2 separate regions of the Homo sapiens genome follow, and region 2 is linked to region 1. Evidence: read pairs that join two places in POLR2A ChIA-PET (ENCODE). Cell type or tissue: PC-9. All regions are shown on one strand. Each heading gives the region's core, and the rest is flanking DNA. Links, peaks and the distances in the headings are about the cores only.

Region 1 (11,050 bases), core at 1,544-9,543:
ATGAATCACTTGTTTTCCCACTACATTTCAGCTCTGAATAGCAGTTATTATAATGTAAAGACTTATTGATCTAACTATGCATTTATATTGAGAGGATGAGAGGTGTCCCTGTGTACACTGAAAAGTTGATAAAATCAAGAAGCAGGGATACAAGCATGTTATTTAGATACAAGATGGTAAACACCAAAACAATCAATTAAGAGTTAAAAGTGGTTGCCTCTGAGGCAGAGGAAATGGGGAGGATGAAGGCAGTGGATAGCTGTTTTTCAGAGACTTTGTAGAATAGCAGCCTTTAAACCTGTGCTTTTCAAACCATGACTTACAATCTCTCTGGAGTGATGCTGCCCAATATGGACATAAAAATAAAAATCCAGTTCCTCATACTAACGACATTTAATTTTTTAAAGATCTCTTAAATTTTTGTTATTTTATTTTTATTTTTTTTTAGAGCTGGGGTCCCACTACGTTAACCAGGCTTGTCTCAAACTCTTGGCCTCAAGCGATCCTCCCATCTTGGCCTTCCAAAGTACTGGGATTGTAGGTGTGAGCCACCGGGCCTGGCCAACAATAACCACATTTTAAATCATCCACAGCCACATGTGGCTGGCAGCTACTACAGTGGATAGTGCAGATACTGAATATTTTCAACTTCACAGAAAGTTCTATTGAACAGCACTATTTTACAGGGTAATTAAATCAATTTAGTGAGTAAGAGCCAACATTTAAATAAATGAAATAGAATAGAAAACCAGTGTGCATCTCATTAGTATTGTTTTTTCACAAAATATTTTCATAAAATATGTGTGCACAGCATTGTGGATCACAATAAAAAGAAGTTTGGAAGCACTCCTTTACATTATGTGTGCAAAACCCTGATTAAAATTTAAAAAAACATTAAGGGTCAGGCACTGTGGCTCACATCTGTAATCCCAGCGCTTTGGGTGGCTGAGGTGGGAGGATTGCTTGATGCCAGGAGTTCAAGACCAGCCTGGGCAACATAGCAAGACCCCATCTCTAAAAAAAAAAAAATAATTAGCTGGGCACGCTGGAGCGTGCTTGTAGTCCCAGCTACTTGGGCGGCTAAAGTGAGAAAGAGGATCGCTTGAGCCCAGGAGTTCAAGGCTGCAGTGAGCCATGATGGAGCCACTGTACTCCAGCCTGGGTGACAGAGTGAGACTCTATCTCAAGACAAAAATACATTAAAAAAAAAAAAAAAAAAGAGTCACAGACTCCTTATACCTAGTAGAATCCTCAACTTCTTGTGATCCATAGCCTCATAGCCCTATAGGAAACTCAGAACCTAGGGCATCATTTAAGAAAATAGAGCTTGGAACAGTAATATCACAATACTAAAGCTAGACATGATGGACCATAAGGACTATCATGTTCCCTATTTCTTTTGTCATTTGTCTTTCCCTTTTTGCAAAAGGCATCATTTTTGAATTTTTGTTTGTTTGTTTGTTTGTTTTTTAATGGGAAGAAGAAACTAAGGCTAAGGCTAAGGTTATGAGATTGGCCCATGGTTACAAAGCTAGTGTCAATAAGCCCAGGTCTCCTGACCTCTAGATCTAGAACTTTTTTCACAAAATCTTCAGGGGCAGTCAGTTCTTTAAGGCCCTGAGTATGCTAGTCAATACTTTAAACAACCTGACTGATGAATAGTGTCTAGGTACAATAATAATTATGATAATAATAGCTAACATAAGCTATTGTTCTAAACACTTTACATTTTAACTCTCACAACAATCCTATTAGGCAGATCCTATTATCCATCAACCCAATTTTTCCAGATGAAGAAATGCAGCTCCAAAATGTTAATTAATTTGCTGAAGGTTACACAACTACAGTGGCAAAGCCAGGAAATAGAGCTCTTAATGCCATTTTATACACACCCTCATATAACTCAAATTAATTTCTCTCTAAAATATTAATTAGCCTAAAAGTAGCAGTTATAATTTGGTAGCGCCCACTGATAATCCATGTTTTGTCCCAAAGTATCAGTGTTACAAAGGGGTTTTACTCTATTGACTGGACCAAAGTAACAGTTTGGGATTCAAATACTCTGAACTAATGGATGGGACTATACAAGCCGGTTTAACTGCTTAATGCAATTCCATAAACCTGGAGATGAGTACTTTAAAAATATGTGTTTAAAAGTTTGGTTAATAATCTTCAAACTTGGAGATTTTATCTCAATGCATAATGAAGTACAAATTGGCTTGATAACATGGGTGGATTTATTTCTTAAGATTTGAGTGCAAACTTAAAAACAAGAACAAACAAAGCTTTTCATCAAGAATAAACACAAAATCTAAACAATTCTGCAATCATGCATTTTAACAGAAAGTACAAATATGAATACATTATAATTTGTAACTGCATTTAAAAATTAAAATATTTCTCTCCAAATCCAAAACACCACACAATCTTTATCTGTTCTCATCTTGTTACCTTAGAAACATTTGTCATATGCTATCAGGAAAATATAGGCAAGACTTACTAATCAGTTATTCATGATCAAAGAAACATGATTCTCCTTAACTGTGACTTTTTGAATCATTTATCTGTATTTCTGAAATATCACACAATTATACCTCTACTCTAGAGAAAAAAAGAATAAATACAAATATCAAGGAGGCAGGAACATTCATGGAATTAAAGCAAAAGTCACAAGTGTTTGACTTAGAAATGTACATATTGTAGTAAATTTTTAAAGTACAACTTTAGTTGATGGCTGATGTGTATGTAATAACTGTGAGCAATTTAAACAGGTATAAAAATGTGAGATCAAAATCTTTAGGCTTAAATACTTGAAAAGTCACTATGGATATGGAAAGATTTGTTTACATAAACATGTATATTTTTAGATGGAAAATCAAGGGGTAGTGGCATCTCCCTGGTCCCTTAACAATATTTGGATTTTTGCAAAGAATTAGCAGCACCCAACCTTAAGTGTTAATTATGTGTTTCTAAAGGACCTATAACAGATCAGTTGGCAGTGTTCTAGCTTTTGGGAGTTGGGGGCAGATTGGGGGTGCAAATATCTGAGATAAGATAGTACATGCACTCACACATTTAAAATCACCATTCTAAATGGGAAAAAAAATCACATATTGGAAAAGTCTAAGAAACTCATTCTTAAGGGATAAACAGCAGGGCAGGAATAAAAGCTGAACAGTAGTCTACTTGATAATAATGGTATTTCACTCTTCAAAGGCAAGTTGGGAAGAATGAGAATACTCACATACACATAACTTCAGGGAAAACTTGCCTAAAATTTTACCTTGCAAAACGCTGAACAGAAATCTTTACAAAAACCTTCATTCTTGTTTATAATACTTGATTTTTCCCTTATTACCACCATATACATAACATTTAAGTATTTTCTTCATAAATATTTTAGAGCAAAAAGAATGTATTTTGTTGCAATGGTGGCCCACATCTGTACAAAACAACATAAGCAACACACACACACACATATATATATGCATATATATAAAAAATGATTAAGAAAAAGTGCAAAGAATAACAGTATTAAGATTTTTTGCATTTTACAGTAACTATGGTTCAAGTGTGAATATTTATCAGGGATATATAATCCCAGGTTTTAATTAAAGATTCAAAAAGAAACCACACTCCCAAGTTACTGCACAAACATCAGTCCCTTATCAAGTAACTCTGCCCTTCTCCCAAATCTAGTATTTCCAGTTTCTAAGCTCTTCCCAAACAGGAAAAAATGATAACAGTGTTTTCTTCCCTTTAACTTCCCAAAACTCATCCAAGTTAATCACCTGTAAGTTCAAGCAAGATATTGGGGAAGTCATTCATTATAACCCGCTTTGCTAAAATTAAAGCAAAATGAAAGGCTTTCTGAAATGCAAACTACTGATCAAGAATAAAATCAGCAACAGCAAACAGACCTTAAATTACAAATGTAATTTAATACATGTACATTTTAAAATCAATCCCTGTTATCAAAGATAAATTCAGAGTTTAAATCTCTTTCCCAGGTTCAGTGCTGTGCAAGGGTTCTAATTCCAAATACTTATGATTTTATCACCTTTTCTAAGAGAAAATGTTTGCCTGTTAACTTTTTACCTTCCTTGCTCTTGGTCTCAGCTTTTCAGTTTGAATAAACACAGAAAGGCAATTTTCAGCATTTCAAAAAATGTACTTTCCTCTTAGTCATTCAAATAATTACAGTTATTTTTAGATCTCAAAGTTTCAAAAAAAGCAGCTCAATTTCCCTTTAAATATATTACTAGATATTTTTTGGTGTTGTATATGTTGTTCTATTCTTATTTTAGGCACTGTAATTATTCACAACATTACAATGACTCTATATCTAACCTATGCAACAATTATAATCTTAATACCTTCTAAGGTATTATTTGATTTTGTGTATTATATTACTATTGAATTTTTCCTTCAAGATAAATGGTTGGAAGAGAATTTTAAAGCCCTGCAGCACTTTTGCTTTGAGTAGTGTTAATACATATTTTCTGTCATGCTTAATATTTAAACTTCTGAAATAGGAAGACAAGAGGCATTGGAAGCTGCAAATTTCCTCAAACTACATTCTACTCCAACTCCAATTTATTTTGTTCAACATTAAATATTTTTCTTTACAAAAACAAGTATATCTTAGGCTAATTTTTAAAAACAGAATTTCTGCTCTATAATAACACAGCTAAAGGGAAATAACTTTTCAATTTCAGCTGCACTAGAACTATGCAAAACTAAGTTAAAGTAAACCGGACAACAATTTTAATAACTTTTGGTTTTGTTTTCTTTTTACTCTATCTTTAGAATGATATACCTTACATTCTAACAGTTCAACAAAGGCTTAAAATTCTAGAGGTTGAAAACCACCAGGCTACCTCCTGCACAACTGTCAATAAGACAACAACATTTTATTTGCCCCCATACATTCGTTCAATGTCTTTGAGGTAATGGTTCCTCAGCTCCTTCCTTTTCAGTTTGAAAGCATCAGTTACCAAACCAGTTTCAGGGGTCCATGGCTCTGGGCTTAATCGAACCTTGATTGGAATTTCAAATCGCTCCAATTTCACTGAAATTAGAAGTGAAAGATGGGAGAAAAGGAGAGGGGGGGAAAGAGACGAGAAAGGAGTGGGGACGGGGAAAGAAGGGGAAGGAGAAGCAATTAATAAAATATGAGTTTTTCAGGATTTACCTAGATGATTCGGGTGTTGAATCACCAATCACCACAAACTTATTTAATGGTATACTAGATAGTTTATTAATGCTACCTCTACCTTACAATTTCATTTTATATTTCTCAAAGTATACCTAAGTTGTTTCAGTTGGATAGTTTTAGTCTATGTGGTTATTAAAATATACATACATATACACATTATTTATACTCACACACACACACATACACACACATCTTCCTCTTCAGAGACTTTATATTTGCCTGAGATGGTCTTTCTCAATAAAGTTGTGTGTCACTTCCATACTTTATCCATATGTCTGCTCAAATACCACCACCCCGGAGAGGACATCCCTGACCACTCATAACAAAAGAGAAGGGGGAGGAGCCAAGATGGCCAAATACGAACAGCTCTGGTCTACAGCTCCCAGCCTGAGCGACACAGAAGACGGGTGATTTCTGCATTTCCATCTGAGGTACCAGGTTCATCTCACTAGGGAGTGCCAGACAGTGGGCGCAGGTCAGTGGGTGTGCGCACCATGCGCGAGCCGAAGCAGGGCGAGGCATTGCCTCACTCGGGAAGCACAAGGGGTCAGGGAGTTCCCTTTCCTAGTCAAAGAAACGGGTCACCTGGAAAATCGGGTCACTCCCACCCAAATACTGTGCTTTTCCGACAGGCTTAAAAAACGGTGCACCAGGAGATTATAGCCCGCACCTGGCTCGGAGGGTCCTACGCCCACGGAGTCTCGCTGATTGCTAGCACAGCAGTCTGAGATCAAACTGCAAGGTGGCAGGGAGGCTGGGGGAGGGGCGCCCGCCATTGCCCAGGCTTGCTTAGGTAAACAAAGCAGCTGGGAAGCTCCAACTGGGTGGAGCCCACCACAGCTCAAGGAGGCCTGCCTGCCTCTGTAGGCTCCACCTCTGGGGGCAGGGCACAGACAAACAAAAAGACAGCAGTAACCTCTGCAGACTTAAATGTCCCTGTCTGACAGCTTTGAAGAGATCAGTGGTTCTCCCAGCACGCAGCTGGAGATCTGAGAATGGGCAGACTGCCTCCTCAAGTGGGTCCCTGACCCCTGACCCCCGAGCAGCCTAAATGGGAGGCACCCCCCAGCAGGGGCAGACTGACACCTCACACGGCCGGGTACTCCAACAGACCTGCAGCTGAGGGTCCTGTCTGTTAGAAGGAAAACTAACAAACAGAAAGGACATCCACACCAAAAACCGATCTGTACATCACCATCATCAAAGACCAAAAGTAGATAAAACCACAAAGATGGGGAAAAAACAGAGCAGAGAAACTGGAAACTCTAAAAAGCAGAGCGCCTCTCCTCCTCCAAAGGAATGCAGTTCCTCACCAGCAACGGAACAAAGCTGGACGGAGAATGACTCTGGCGAGCTGAGAGAAGAAGGCTTCAGACAATCAAATTACTCCGAGCTACGGGAGGACATTCAAACCAAAGGCAAAGAAGTTGAAAACTTTGAAAAAAATTTAGAAGAATGTATAACTAGAATAACCAATACAGAGAAGTGCTTAAAGAAGCTGACGGAGCTGAAAGCCAAGGCTCGAGAACTACGTGAAGAATGCAGAAGCCTCAGGAGCCGATGCGATCAACTGGATGAAAGGCTATCAATGATGGAAGATGAAATGAATGAAATGGAGTGAGAAGGAAGTTTAGAGAAAAAAGAATAAAAAGAAACGAGCAAAGCCTCCAAGAAATATGGGACTATGTGAAAAGACCAAATCTACATCTGATTGGTGTACCTGAAAGTGATGGGGAGAATGGAACCAAGTTGGAAAACACTCTGTAGAATATTATCCAGGAGAACTTCCCCAATCTAGCAAGGCAGGCCAACATTCAGATTCAGGAAATACAGAGAATGCCACAAAGATACTCCTCGAGAAGAGCAACTCCAAGACACATAATTGTCAGATTCACCAAAGTTGAAATGAAGGAAAAAATGTTAAGGGCAGCCAGAGAGAAAGGTTGGGGTACCCTCAAAGGGAAGCCCATCAGACTAACAGCGGATCTCTCGGCAGAAACTCTACAAGCCAGAAGAGAGTGGGGGCCAATATACAACATTCTTAAAGAAAAGAATTTTCAACCCAGAATTTCATATCCGGCCAAACTAAGCTTCATAAGTGAAGGAGAAATAAAATACTTTACAGACAAGCAAATGCTGAGAGATTTTGTCACCACCAGGCCTGCCCTAAAAGAGCTCCTGAAGGAAGTGCTAAACATGGAAAGGAACAACCGGTACCAGCCACTGCAAAATCATGCCAAAATGTAAAGACCATTGAGACTAGGAAGAAACTGCATCAACTAACGAGCAAAATAACCAGCTAACATCATAATGACAGGATCAAATTCACACATAACAATATTAACTTTAAATGTAAATGGACTAAATGCTCCAATTAAAAGACACAGACTGGCAAATTGGATACAGAGTCAAGACCCATCAGTGTGCTGTATTCAGGAAACCCATCTCACGTGCAGAGACACACATAGGCTCAAAATAAAAGGATGGAGGAAGATCTACCAAGCAAATGGAAAACAAAAAAAAGGCAGGGGTTGCAATCCTAGTCTCTGATAAAACAGACTTTAAACCAACAAAGATCAGAAGAGACAAAGAAGGCCATCACATAATGGTAAAGGGATCAATTCAACAAGAAGAGCTAACTATCCTAAATATATATGCACCTAATACAGGAGCACCTAGATTCACAAAGCAAGTCGTGAGTGACCTAAAAAGAGACTTAGACTCCCACACATTAATAATGGGAGACTTTAACACCCCACTGTCAACATTAGACAGATCAACGAGACAGAAAGTCAACAAGGATACCCAGGAATTGAACTCAGCTCTGCACCAAGTGGACCTAATAGACATCTACAGAACTCTCCACTCCAAATCAACAGAATATACATTTTTTTCAGCACCACACCACACCTATTCCAAAACTGACCACAAACTTGGAAGTAAAGCTCTCCTCAGCAAATGTAAAAGAACAGAAATTATAACAAACTGTCTCTCAGACCACAGTGCAATCAAACTAGAACTCAGGATTAAGAATCTCACTCAAAACCGGTCAACTACATGGAAACTGAACAACCTGCTCCTGGATGACTTCTGGGTACATAACGAAATGAAGACAGAAATAAAGATGTTCTTTGAAACCAACAAGAACAAAGACACAATATACCAGAATCTCTGGGACACATTCAAAGCAGTGTGTAGATGGAAATTTATAGCACTAAATGCCCACAAGAGAAAGCAGGAAAGATCTAAAATTGACACCCTAACATCAAAATTAAAAGAACTAGAGAAGCAAGAACAAACACATTCAAAAGCTAGCAGAAGGCAAGAAATAACTAAGATCAGAGCAAAACTGAAGGAAATAGAGACACAAAAAACCCTTCAAAAAATTAATGAATCCAGGAGGTGGTTTTTTGAAAGGATCAGCAAAATTGATAGACCGCTAGCAAGACTAATAAAGAAAAAAAGAGAGAAGAATCAAATAGACGCAATAAAAAATGATAAAGGGGATATCACCACCGATCCCACAGAAATACAAACTACCATCAGAGAATACTACAAACACCTCTACGCAAATAAACTAGAAAATCTAGAAGAAATGGATAAATTCCTGGACACATACACCCTCCCAAGACTAAACCAGGAAGAAGTTGAATCCCTGAATAGACCAATAAAAAGTGCTGAAATTGAGGCAGTAATTAATAGCCTACCAACAAAAAAAAGCCCATGACCAGATGGATTCACAGCCAAATTCTATCAGAGGTACAAGGAGGAACTGATACCATTCCTTCTGAAACTATTCCAATCAATAGAAAATGAGGGAATCCTCCCTAACTCATTTTATGAGGCCAGCATCATCCTGATACCAAAGCCTGGCAGAGACACAACCAAAAAAGAGAATTTTAGACCAATATCCTTGATGAACATTGATGCAAAAATCCTCAATAAAATACTGGCAAACCGAATCCAGCAGCATATCAAAAAGCTTATCCACCATGATCAAGTGGGCTTCATCCCTGGGATGCAAGGCTGGTTTAATATACGCAAATCAATAAATGTAATCCAGTATATAAACAGAACCAAAGACAAAAACCACATGATTATCTCAATAGATGCAGAAAAGGCCTTTGACAAAATTCAACAACGCTTCATGCTAAAAACTCTCAATAAATTAGGTATTGATGGGACGTATTTCAAAATAATAAGAGCTATCTATGACAAACCCACAGCCAACATTATACTGAATGGGCAAAAACTGGAAGCATTCCCTTTGAAAACCAGCACAAGACAGGGATGCCCTCTCTCACCACTCCTATTCAACAGAGTGTTGGAAGTTCTGGCCAGGGCGATCAGGCAGGAGAAGGAAATAAAGGGTATTCAATTAGGAAAAGAGGAAGTCAAATTGTCCCTGTTTGCAGACGACATGATTGTATATCTAGAAAACCCCATTGTCTCAGCCCAAAATCTCCTTAAGCTGATAAGCAACTTCAGCAAAGTCTCAGGATACAAAATCAATGTACAAAAATCACAAGCATTCTTATACACCAACAACAGACAAACAGAGAGCCAAATCATGAGTGAACTCCCATTCACAATTGCTTCAAAGAGAATAAAATACCTAGGAATCCAACTTACAAGGGATGTGAAGGACCTCTTCAAGGAGAACTACAAACCAGTGCTCAAGGAAATAAAAGAGGATACAAACAAATGGAAGAACATTCCATGCTCATGGGTAGGAAGAATCAATATCGTGAAAATGGCCACACTGCCCAAGGTAATTTACGGATTCAATGCCATCCCCATCAAGCTATCAATGACTTTCTTCACAGAATTGGAAAAAACTACTTTAAAGTTCATATGGAACCAAAAAAGAGCCAGCATCGCCAAGTCAATCCTAAGCCAAAAGAACAAAGCTGGGGGCATCACGCTACCTGACTTCAAACTATACTACAAGGCTACAGTAGCCAAAACAGCATGGTACTGGTACCAACACAGAGATACAGATCAATGGAACAGAACAGAGGCCTCACAAATAACGCCACATATCTACAACTATCTGATCTTTGACAAACCTAAGAAAAACAAGCAATGGGGAAAGGATTCCCTATTTAATAAATGGTGCTGGGAAAACTGGCTAGCCATATGTAGAAAGCTGAAACTGGATCCCTTCCTTACACCTTACACAAAAATCAATTCAAAATGGATTAAAGACTTAAACGTTAGACCTAAAACCATAAAAACCCTAGAAGAAAACCTAGACATTACCATTCAGGACATAGGCATGGGCAAGGACTTCATGTCTAAAACACCAAAAGCAATGGCAACAAAAGCCAAAATTGACAAATGGGAACTAATTAAACTAAAGAGCTTCTGCACAGCAAAAGAAACTACCATCAGAGTGAACAGGCAACCTACAAAATGGGAGAAAATTTTCGCAACCTGCTCATCTGACAAAGGGCTAATATCCAGAATCTACAATGAACTCAAACAAATTTACAAGAAAAAAACAAACAACCCCATCAAAAAGTGGGTGAAGGACATGAACAGACACTTCTCAAAAGAAGACATTTATGCAGCCAAAAAACACATGAAAAAATGCTCACCATCACTGGCCATCAGAGAAATGCAAATCAAAACCACAATGAGATACCATCTCACACCAGTTAGAATGGCAATCATTAAAAAGTCAGGAAACAACAGGTGCTGGAGAGGATGTCGAGAAATAGGGACACTTTTACACTGTTGGTGGGACTGTAAACTAGTTCAACCGTTGTGGAAGTCAGTGTGGTGATTCCTCAGGGATCTAGAACTAGAAATACCATTTGACCCAGCCAT
Region 2 (11,050 bases), core at 2,141-10,140, 220 kb after region 1:
TTAAGCTCTAAACTGGAACTGAGAGATAATTCTTTAAACTGCAGCTGTGATGTTTGTTTTTTTGACTCAAATCAAGATGTTACATATTTTATCTGTGTTTACCCTTACAACTCTGGCTGCTGAAAGCACGCACACGTGCACACACATTTCCTGGGTCAAATTCAGGTCAAACTTTTGAAAGAAAATAGTTCTTGTTTTAGACTTGGATTCTCTACTTAGACTGGGATGAAAATACAAGATGACCTAATGAAGAACTAACAACGCACCAGTAGTTACAACCTTGGAGATTACCAGGCCAGATCTATAGGAACCACACAAGAGCTGAAAAACTCCAACTACGGATTGGCACTGGTAGTTTACATGGATAACTTTGATGAAGAAAATAATCTTTCATAGCCTGCACTGAGGAACTTCTGGGAAAAGTCATTTGAAGTTCTGTTAATTATTCAGCAAATTATTTTCATATTTTACTTTAAATCTACATTACTTAGATTGTCTCTTTGTCATTGGTTGCTTGAGAAAGATTTAAAAGAGATCAAGACAACTACATTTTCAATTAAAAGACAATCATAAAACCTTCTAATTTGGATCACCATGCAACATCCGGCCTGGGGAAAAAGGAAAGGCCATTTCCGATTCCAGTGGCTTGAGAAATTTCTGACGTAAAAGTTCTATTAAATGTTTATTTAATCAAAAAGAATGACTAAATTCTTTGTTGTCATGCCTCATGTTGCTTCATGATTTTCTCTATTTTTTCCTTCTTTGTGTTCTTTACCCTATCTATTGCCATTCCTTTTCCCTACACCTCTCTCAAATCAATTCTGCTTTATCTTACAGGGTTAGGAATCAGATTTCAAGTTTCCTGAGACACCACCTCCACAGAACCATTGAATTTACATCATCATTAAATAGTGTATTCCAGAAAATATGACTAAATAACCAAAGTTGCCACGGTTTCAGAGCTTCTAGGAAGGGAGTTGCTTTTCTTGGCTCTGCTCTGAAATATGCTCCCCAACATGCCCAATTTTGCTTTCTCTTTGTCTGTTGGACAATGCAGCCTGCACCATATTCGCTACACCTCCCACATTGCCTAAGACCTCAATTATTGTAACCTTGTTCTATCTCTGCATATTTGGTAATTGAATAAAATAACGTATTGTACCCAGCAAATAGTGTCCTGTACCCATCCAGTGCAGAACACAGAATGCGCTGGAGAATTAATGGAGCACAGAGAAAACGTTCTAGCAGTGGGAATCATCTGAGAAAATCTTCAGCTAATGAGCTGGGAAGCTGGTTTTGCCATTTGGGATATGAGCCTCCCCAAACTACCAAAATGTGACTTTACTTTGCCTACTATGGATCATAATGATAACAAACAATAAAAAAAAGAAAAATCAACAAAGAAATAGATCCTAGGTCTCCCAAAATACAACTGAATAAAAGCTAGAAGACACAAAGGTATAAACCTTGCTTGTAAAATCTAACCCTACTTATAAAAGTTGTCATATTGAGCAGAAACTATGTCTTGACTGAATTTTTTGTATCTTCTCCCGAAGCCAGAAAAGTGCTCTCAATGAACTCAAGTGAGCGTTGACATGAACTTGATTGTCTCTCTCTTGGTTAGGGAAAAGTGCAATTACTGAAATGGTTGTGAAATTCTGGGACCAAGTTCGGCCCATTTCAGGCAGAGGGGTTACCCACTTCGAGGAAAGTGCTGAGATTAGCCCAGTTTCCTATGACTTCTGCACCACTTTAATTTCTGCTCATTACAGAGCAAGACCCTCAAGGGCTTTTGGAGCCCTTGAAGAAAGAATCAGCCACGCTTAGTAGAATTTTAGTGTTAAATGTGTTTTACTGTCTTCCTATTCTTTTTTAAATTGAGAATTCTCATACAGGACATAAGTAGTTCCAAGCTTACAAATAGAGTCAGTTCTAAAAATGTGTTTGTAAGTCAGTTTTTTGAACTCAGATTCCATTTCCCCAAGGATCAATAGTGTAAATGTTGACTAGGTTCCAAGTCCAACCTGGAAGAGTTTCTCTAACCTTTAATGTTGATGAAATACTGAATCTTGGCCAAAGAAAATAGCAGAAAATGGTTGTAGCAAAACCAATAATTAAATGAAGCAGAAATAAATTGAATAATTATTTTTTTCTCTAATGCTAATGCTTGGAGCAAAACAAGTTTAATTGTAGAAGAAGGTGGAAGTAGGTGGAGACTTTTGTAGCAATTTAAATTGGGAGGCTTTTGGGTTTCTTGAGGAGCTATGCACTCGCTGGCTCCGGTGCCTTATTCTGCTTTACTGCTAATCTTCCTCTCCTATTTCAGAGTGAGGTTCATGGTGCTCAAGAGTTGACCATCTGGCAATTAGTGGATCTTGGACTACCATGTTCAAACTCCTATTATTCGGCTTGTTTTATCACTTAGTTATTGCAGGCTAGCCTGGCGATTTGATAATCATACAGTTACGCATTTTTTAAATTTATAGTCATGTATTCTTTCATTTATGCCCACAGTGGATTGTTGGCTAAAGACAAGAAACACAGGACTGCTGTTGAAATGCAAGTGAATAAGGATGATAAGAATGATAGTGATTCTGAAAATTCGTTTTTGTATGAGCTGAATTGTGTTCCCTACCCCACAACAAATGCATATGTTGAAGTCCTAACTTCAAGTACTTCCGAATGTGTCTGTGTTTAGAGATAAGGTCTTTTAAGAGGTAATTAAGTTAAAATGAGGTCATTAGGGCAGGCCCTAATCCACTATGACTGCTGTCCTTATAAGAGGAGGAAATTTGAACACAGACACACACAGAGAGGAGACCATGAAGACACAGGGAGAAGACAACTATCTCCAAGCCAAGGAAAGAGGCCACAGAAGAAACCAATCCTGCCAACTCCTTGATCTTGGCACCTAGTCTCCAGAATTGTGAGAAAATAAATGTCTGTTGTTTAAGCCACTCAGTCTGTGGTACTTTGTTATGGAAGCCCTAGTAAACCAATATATTGTCTGAAACTGCTGTTTATCAGATTCCTAAGTGATAACAATCTGATTTTAAAAATTATATAGTACATTAAGCTATCTCTCACACTTTAAACATCAATGGCAAAACTAAAGGTATAGTAACAATTATATCTAATTTGGCTCTACATTTCTTGGGGAAAAAAGAATAAACACATTTGCTATGTTATTGGTGAAGAAAGTCTGGAGAAATAGTATTTTCTTCTAATGTCTTCATTTAGAAACAAAATACTAAAATTATGTAAATATGTGAACTTATCTTTACAATACAAAATGCAACAATTTCAAACAGCATGACATGAAAGCAGTTTTTGTCTAGTTTTGATGCCATAATACGTAACTGCTTTTGACATTTTAATATACATTCAGTCTCCAAATAAAACATACTGTAATATTATGTTTATAGTTGTCAAAAATTATGTTCATTTTGCATACTTTAAACAGTTTGCATCACTCAAATAAGATAAATCAATTTTTCCTATATTTTAAATAATATTAAAAATTGCATTAAAATGTATTTTTAAAATGTTAGCATTGTGGTAGGAAGCCTCTGAGATTGCCCCAGTGATTCCCACCTCCTGGTATTTAGGCCCTTGTGTAATCCCAACCCCATGCATGTGGGCTGAATCTAGTTACTTGCTCCTAAGAGAATATGGCAAAAGTAATGGGACTACACTTTTGAGACTAAGTTATGATTTCTCCCTTGCTTTCTTTTTCTCTCTCCTTTGCTCATTCTGAAGGAAGTCAACTGCCATTTTATGAGCTGTGAGCTGCCCTATGGAGAGGTCCACATGGTAAGGAACTGATGTCTCTGGCCAACAGCCAGAGAGGACTGAATCCTTCTAGCTACCACAGAAGTGAGTTTGGAAGCAGATCCTTCCCCAAGCTGAGCCTTCAGATGAGACCACAGACCATGCACTGCACCTTGATTGCAGCCTTCTGAGAGACCCTAAGCCAGAGACATCCAACTACACCATGCTCAAGTTGCTGACCCACAGATACCATGAGATAATAAATGTTGTCTTAAGCTACTGATTTTGGGGTAATTTGCTTTGAAGTAATAGATAGCTAATGCAATCTTCAATAATATAATGATCTAAAATAAAATACTTTTGTTTACCATTTATTTTTTATTATGGCAAGAATGAGAAAATCTCTGGAAAATCTTTGGGTTGTACTAGCCAGGAATGATCACAAAGGAAGCAATTATTTCCCCTAGACCTGAGTTACCTGAAGGCACTGGTTAAAAATTCAGATGTCTGAAGCCTACCCTGGAACTACAAGATCAGAAGATCTAGTGGATGAGTCCAGAAATCTGTATCTTAACAAATCCCACCCCACCAAGCAAATCCAATGCTCATTGAAGTGTGAGACTTATTTTTTTTCAGAGAGGCATTTATACAATTTAACTGTTCTCAAGCATGGCTGTGCATCAGATTCCTCTTGGGAGTTTATTCAATCCTGAATTCTACTCCAGACTTGTTGCAGCAGAATCTTTGAGGATAAGCCAAGGAATCTGTATTTTTAAGGCTGCCTAGTTACTTCTGAAGAAATTCCTTAATGACAAGCCAGGCCTGGTCAGGAAATGTCACTGAATCATTCTTGGCTTGTGCCACCCACCTATTCTGTCCTTAAACTTGGAAAATAATGCTTATACTATCTTATATCTTATCAGTCCTAGAGGCAGCCACCCACACCTCAGGTCACATGGGCTAAGAGAGAAAACAGGAGCCTGGGTTTGGGGGAAAGGCCCTTGGACTACAAGTGACAACATTCAGTGATATCAGGGTAGGAATAAAGCACATAAATGAGTATTCTACATATTCTACACTTCTGGAGGCACCTGCAACTCAGGTCACATGGACTATAAGAGAAAACAAGGACTCCATCACTAACAGTATCTGGAAATCTCCACGGTGGCACGATGAGGCATGACTGTCAAGCAGTTTGACCTGTTTAGTAGTTGGCCCCCGACCTTTTCTTTTTCCACTATATCCCAGTGAGCAGGCTAACGAGATTCGTGATAACAACACTATGCCTTATTTCAGGAGTCTTGTTACAGTCAAGTTCTGTGTTAAAGGCTTAGCATGCAAGGACTCATTTAATACATTAACCTTGTGAAGGAAGTACATCAGTAGTCTCCATTTTATTCATGAAGAAACTAAGGCTCAGAGAGGTTGTGTGGCTTGCCATGAGTTACAAAGCTAGAAAGTGGCAGAGCTTGAACTCAAACCCAAGTCTATTTGACTCCAGAGGCTGGGACCATAAGCATAAATTCTTTTATTTGTAAGATGATACCACTTGTTTCCTTTGGCTAGTTTGTTCACCACTTAGCCTAACAATGGCCACAACTGGAACTGTTTCTTTTATTTTAGCTTCAGGGCTTCCCAGGTTGGGTGTCGAGTTGATCTCAGCTGGCTGCCAGCCCTGGCTGTAAGCTCTGAAGATCCTCCAGATAAGAACTGTTCTTATAAATTCTGGCTCCTGGACTAGTTATGGGGACAGGATGAAAGGCTCCAGAGTAATCCTTTAAGCTCTCCTAGGCAGTTGCAAGGGTATCCATCACCAGACCTGTTGCCTGAGACACTGGCATTCCTGAGACCCCAGGCCATACAGATAGAGTGGCCGCTGGCTCTAGTATAATCAGAAACTAACTGTCTTGTTAACTCTTTGTTCTGGTGTCAAACTGACACTCATAATTAGCTTTGAAAGCAACATAGGGGCTATGGCTGGCCATTGCATAGGAGACATAAAGGGCAAGGAGGAGAAATGTACTCAACAGTGTCAGTGGGCAAGTAACTTCTCTCTCTCAGGGACAGACCCTGACTCTGGTGTCCCTCTCCTGAGTTTCCTTATGTATAGCTGGAGTAGGAATCACTCCACTGGGCTTGGGGATCCTACCTTGGCTCTGACCTGGCCCAAGGGCCTTCTCTGCTGGTGAGAGCCCCAAAGCTGGTGCTGTGCTCCCTAGCTGAGAGAACCCTCCCCTTCTGAGCCAGCACTCAAGGGCCTCTTGGAAAAGCTGCTTCTGTGAACCAGAGGAAACAACAGCCCATAAGAGAAGATTCTAGGAGTTCTCGGGTCCCAGTAATTGTGGAGCAAGAGTGTCCACAATAACTCATTTCCTAGCCTCTGGCAACTAGGGGGCATTGAAGATCATTTTAGCAGGGACTGGAAGAGAGGCTTCTCAGACTTATGTGATCCAATGGGTCAGATTTGCCCGGCCTGGGGATTAGCTGAGACTGCACCTACTCATAACCACTCACTTGGTGGATTCAGAAGAGAAAACAGAAATAAATCCTATGGGTCAGGGAGACTGGCTGACTATATCATAAAAGCCCATGCAAGGCAAGAGGTTCTTGAAACTTGGAGTTAACTGGGATCTGTCCTACTTCCCTGAAGAAGTTCTAAGCAATTGGCTTTGGAACTCCAAGGACTTAACAAATAAATCACTGGGAGACCAAAGCCATCTTGGTTAGTGTTCTGAAAACAAAGTTAGGTCAAGGTTCACACGTCAGTGTTAAACATCAAGGGCTAAGGCTAAGCTAGAGTTTCCTGGAGGTTCCTTGCAAGCTTTTGGGAACCTCAGAGAAGATACAGCTCACTTTCTGATGATTACCTTAAGCAGCAAGAAAGGCCAACTTTTAACACTCTTGGGCCTGAGAGCAAAATTTTAGTAGCTGCTCCTGAGTTTCCTCCCATTCCTCACACTTGATGCCTAGTTATTCATGGCCTAAAGTAAGACAGAAATGCCTCAGGGGCAGCATTTCTGAAGAAACAACCTAGGTTTGTGTCTGTGGGAACTTGGGGAATAACTGGGTCCCTGGAGGTTAAACAGCTACTGCTCCCAGGGCAGTTTTCCCAAGCATTGCCAGAATTTCTGAGCTGTCTTCAGATTGCATCTAAGAAGAGGGTGTCAAGTGACTTACTCCTAAAGGGACAAAAAAAGAGGTGGTAAGGAAGAGGCCTCAGAGTAGCTGTATCCTGTGCTAAACCCTAGGTAGTCCAGTCCCAGCACTCACTCTCAGTCCAAGAAAAATATAGCAAAATATAGAAGACATTAAAATGGCCTAGGTTGGGTGTGTGTGTGTAGACTTTCTTAGTTTCTATGTCTCCAACTCAGATAATGGTGACTGTTTATAACAAATCTCAGTTAAAGTAACACCTATGATTATGGATATAAGCCATTTCCTACCATCCTGGATAAGTGCTGCTTGCATTCAGAATGTGACTAAAACTATCATGCCTAACTTGTTGCATTAGATTTATGGGATTATGGGATTTTGTTCCGGGACCTGCTAGGTCTAATTAAAGTGTTAGGACTCCTAGGAGACCAGTTGTGGTTTGCACAGACAGGAGCTTGAAAACATGCTGCCGTGAATGTGTTCCCAGCTCTGCAGCAGTGGAGATGCAGTTGCTGGAACTGAGTGCTCCAGGTGTCAGTGTAGAGTTGTGGTCTTTGTCCTTGCTGCCCCAAATCCCCAATCGTTAATTTATTGGGTTTTGTTAGAAGACATTCCCACACTAAAGAACTCAAGAACTGAAGTGACTGTTCTTGCCTTGCTTCATGGCCCCTCTGTGGGCATGAGTTCTGTGCACAGAGCTCCTTCCTCCTTCCTTCCCTCCCTCTCTCCCTCCTTCCTGCCTTACTTCCTTCCTCCCTCCCTTCCTCCCTCCCTCCCTCCCTTCCTTCTGTCACAGGCCTGAGTGCAGCCCTGGAACAAGGACCATGATCCTGAGGGGAAGGGGATGTTTCTGGGAAGGGCCAGAAGAAGGGTGTCTTCTCACTCCAGGCTGGCATCTGCTACCACCTCACTCTTCAAATACTGGGGCTCGCCTGACTCTGTCCCCAGCCTTTGCCCTGGAGGAGTAAAATGGGACAAGAGAAACCCCATCCAGTCCCATGAGGTCAACTAATATCCCTTGACTGTGGTGGCTTTCCAGCCCCCATGTCTCGCCTGGGCTCAAAGCCAAGATTCCCAGTTTCTTGCTGGACATGTCCTCTATCTAGCACCCCAAACCCAACAAGTCCAAACAGACCTTGTCACCTGTCTCCCCTCACTCCCCCTCTCTACTAACAGTCTTGTGTTCCCTGCCTCAGTTGACAGTATCACCACGGACCCAAGCTGGAACCTCAGGGTCCTTGTCATCTTTTCCCTCTCCTTGACCCCATGAGAGCCAGCCCTGAGGTTTCTACCTATTGACATGTGCCCTGAGTCATCCCCTCCTCTCGGCTCTCACTGCCACGGTCGTGGTTCAGAGCCTGTTCCACTTCTTGCCCAGACCCTGGAGATGGTCTCCCAATTGGTCCGCATGCAGCTGGCCTCTCTTCCCTCCAATCCTTCCACACCCTGGTGCGGTAAGTACTGTCTTCCTGGTCTGTCCCACATCTGCCTTAATAAAAAGCTCCAGTGGCTCCCTCTTGCTCACAGAACAAAACCCTCAGCTTGGCCAATAGGGCTGTGAATAGCTGACTCCGAACACTCGTCCACTTGCCTTCTGCTGCTGCCTGTGGTGCGCCCAGCCATGATTGTCCCACCCTCTGGAACATGCAGTAGGCCCTGTCACACAAATATTGCTCCCTCTGCCTGGAATATCCTTCCCCTCCCTCCACTATTCCTTGTGACGAAACCTGCCATCACCCAAGATGCCTCTCAAGCCTCCTTCATCCATTAAGCCTTCTCCAACTTCTCCAGGTATGTTCCTCTACCACAGCACCCATTGGACCATGAGGGCTTATGTGTGCCTCGGTCCCTCCTACTGCATGGGGAGGACCCCAAAGGTTGCCTGGGACCACGTTGGGTTCTCCTTTGCATTCTCAAAGTTTAGTGCAATGCTTGATATACAGTAGGTGCTTGATAAATGTTTGTTGTTTAATCCCTTCTTATTCTACAATCTTTCATGTGTGTCCGTGTGAAGAGACCACCAAACAGCCTTTGTGTGAGCAACATGGCTGTTTATTTCACCTGGGTGCAGGCGGGCTGAGTCCGAAAAGAGTCAGCGAAGGGAGATAGGGGTGGGGCCATTTTATAGGATTTGGGAAGGTAATGGAAAATTACAGTCAAAGGGGGTTGTTCCCTGGTGGGCAGGGGTGGATCTCACAAGGTACATTCTCAAGGGTGGGGAGAATTACAAAGAACCTTCTTAAGGGTGGGGGAGACTACAAAGTACCTTCTTAAGGGTGGGGGAGATTACAAAGTACATTGATCAGTTAGGGTGGGGCAGGAACAAACCACAATGGTGGAATGTCATCAGTTAAGGCTGTTTTTACTTCTTTTGTGGATCTTCAGTTACTTCAGGCCATCTGGATGTATACATGCAAGTCACAGGGGATGCGATGGCCTGGCCTGGGCTCAGAGGCCTGACATTCCTGCCTTCTTATATTAATAAGACAAATAAAACAAAATAGTGTTGAAGTGTTGGAGTGGCAAAAATTTTTGGGGGGTGGTATGGAGAGAGAATGGACGATGTTTCTCAGGGCTGCTTCAAGCGGGATTAGGGGCGGCGTGGGAACATAGAGTGGGAGAGATTAAGCTGAAGGAAGATTTCGTGGTAAGGGGTGATATTGTGGGGTTGTTAGAAGAAACATTTGTTGTGTAGAATTATTGGTGATGGCCTGGATACAGTTTTGTATGAATTGAAAAACTAAATGGAATAAGAGAAGGAGAAAAACAGGTATAAAAGGTCTAAGAATTGGGACGACTCAGGACATCTGATTAGAGAGTGCCTAAGGAGATTCAGCATAGCCCTGCCAGCAAAGATTATTTATTTACTTCAAGAGTTAAGAATGGCAGTTTGGGGATAGCACGAGGCAAGCGTGATCAGGGTGAGGAACAGGAAAGAAGAAAATATGGGGAAATGGGGTGAATATCAGGTGGATCAGAGAGATACAGTCATGAGGGTCAGGTGTGGTATCCGGAATAATGTGGGAGGCCGGATTAAAGTCCGGGCCAGGAACAATGGTAATTGTGGGAGACTCAACAAAGAGTGAGTACAGCTGAAGGAGCCAGGGAGCAGAAAGTATATGTGTCAGGTGTGAGGAAGAAAATAGATTTTGGAAATTATGAGAGCTGTAGAGAGTGAGTTGAGCATAGTTTGTGATTTTTAGGGCCTCTAACAGTATTAAAGCAGTGGCAGCCGCTGCACGCAGACATGAGGGCTAGGCTAAAACAGTAAGGTCAAGTTGTTTGGACAGAAAGGCTACACGGTGTGGTCCTGGCTCTTGTGTAAGAATTCTGACCGCACTAACCATGCTAGGAAGGAAAGGAGTTGTTCTTTTGTAAGGGATTGAGGTTTGGGAGATTAATCAGACACGATCAGCCAGGAGAGCATGTGTGTTTTTATAAGAATTATGCCGAGATAGGTAACAGATGAGGATGAAATTTGGGCTTGACTGAAGTAATGGGGCTGTCTGTGAAGCCTTGCAGCAGTACAGCCCCGGTAATTTGCTGAGCCTAATGGGTGTCAGGGTCAGTCTAAGTGAAGGCAAAGAGGCTGGGATGAAGGGTGCAAAGGAATAGTAAAGAAAGCATGTTTGAGATCCAGAACAGAATAATGGGTAGTAGAGGGAGGTATTGAGGATAGGAGAGTATATGGGTTTGGCACCACGGGGTGGATAGGCAAAACAATTTGGCTGATAAGGCACAGATTCTGAACTTGTAAGCCTTGTCTGGTTTTAGGACAGGTAAAATGGGGGAATGGTAAGGAGAGTTTATAGGTTTTAGAAGCCCGTGCTGTAGCAGGCGAGTGATCACAGGCTTTAATCCTTTTAAAGCGTGCTGTGGGATAGGATATTGGCATTGAGGGGGGTAAGGGTGATTAGGTTTTAATGAGATGGTAAGGGGTGCGTGATCAGTCGCCAAGGAGGGAGTAGAGGTCTCTTATACTTGTGGGTTAAGGTGGGGGAATACAAGAGGAGGACGCAAAGGAGGCTTTGGATTGGGAAGAAGGGCAGCAATGAGATGCGGCTGTAGTCCAGGAATAGTCAGGGAAGCAAATAATTTGGTTAAAATATCTCGGCCTAATAAGGGA

Evidence for each region. ChIA-PET counts read pairs that join two places held together with the same protein. Peaks named below come from ENCODE experiments on the same cell type or tissue, not always from the same donor. Only the 100,000 strongest peaks of a DNase experiment are listed, where the experiment ranks them.
Region 2: POLR2A ChIA-PET joins it to region 1 with 19 read pairs; 2 of 35 experiments call an interaction of 5 or more read pairs at or near these places.

What each region holds. Positions count from the first base shown.
Region 1 is chrX:109,639,116-109,650,165 of GRCh38, forward strand. It overlaps ACSL4 (acyl-CoA synthetase long chain family member 4), which reads right to left. Exons shown (of 16, transcript NM_001318510.2): 16 at 2,220-5,071. The coding sequence ends at 4,914. Among named protein-coding and RNA genes, the nearest start is that of KCNE5, 19 kb to the left of the region's middle. In PC-9, for the core only: no CTCF peak of the experiment used is centred there; no DNase peak of the experiment used is centred there.
Region 2 is chrX:109,857,158-109,868,207 of GRCh38, forward strand. No RefSeq gene overlaps it. Among named protein-coding and RNA genes, the nearest start is that of ACSL4, 130 kb to the left of the region's middle. In PC-9, for the core only: no CTCF peak of the experiment used is centred there; a DNase peak (open chromatin) is centred at 5,414.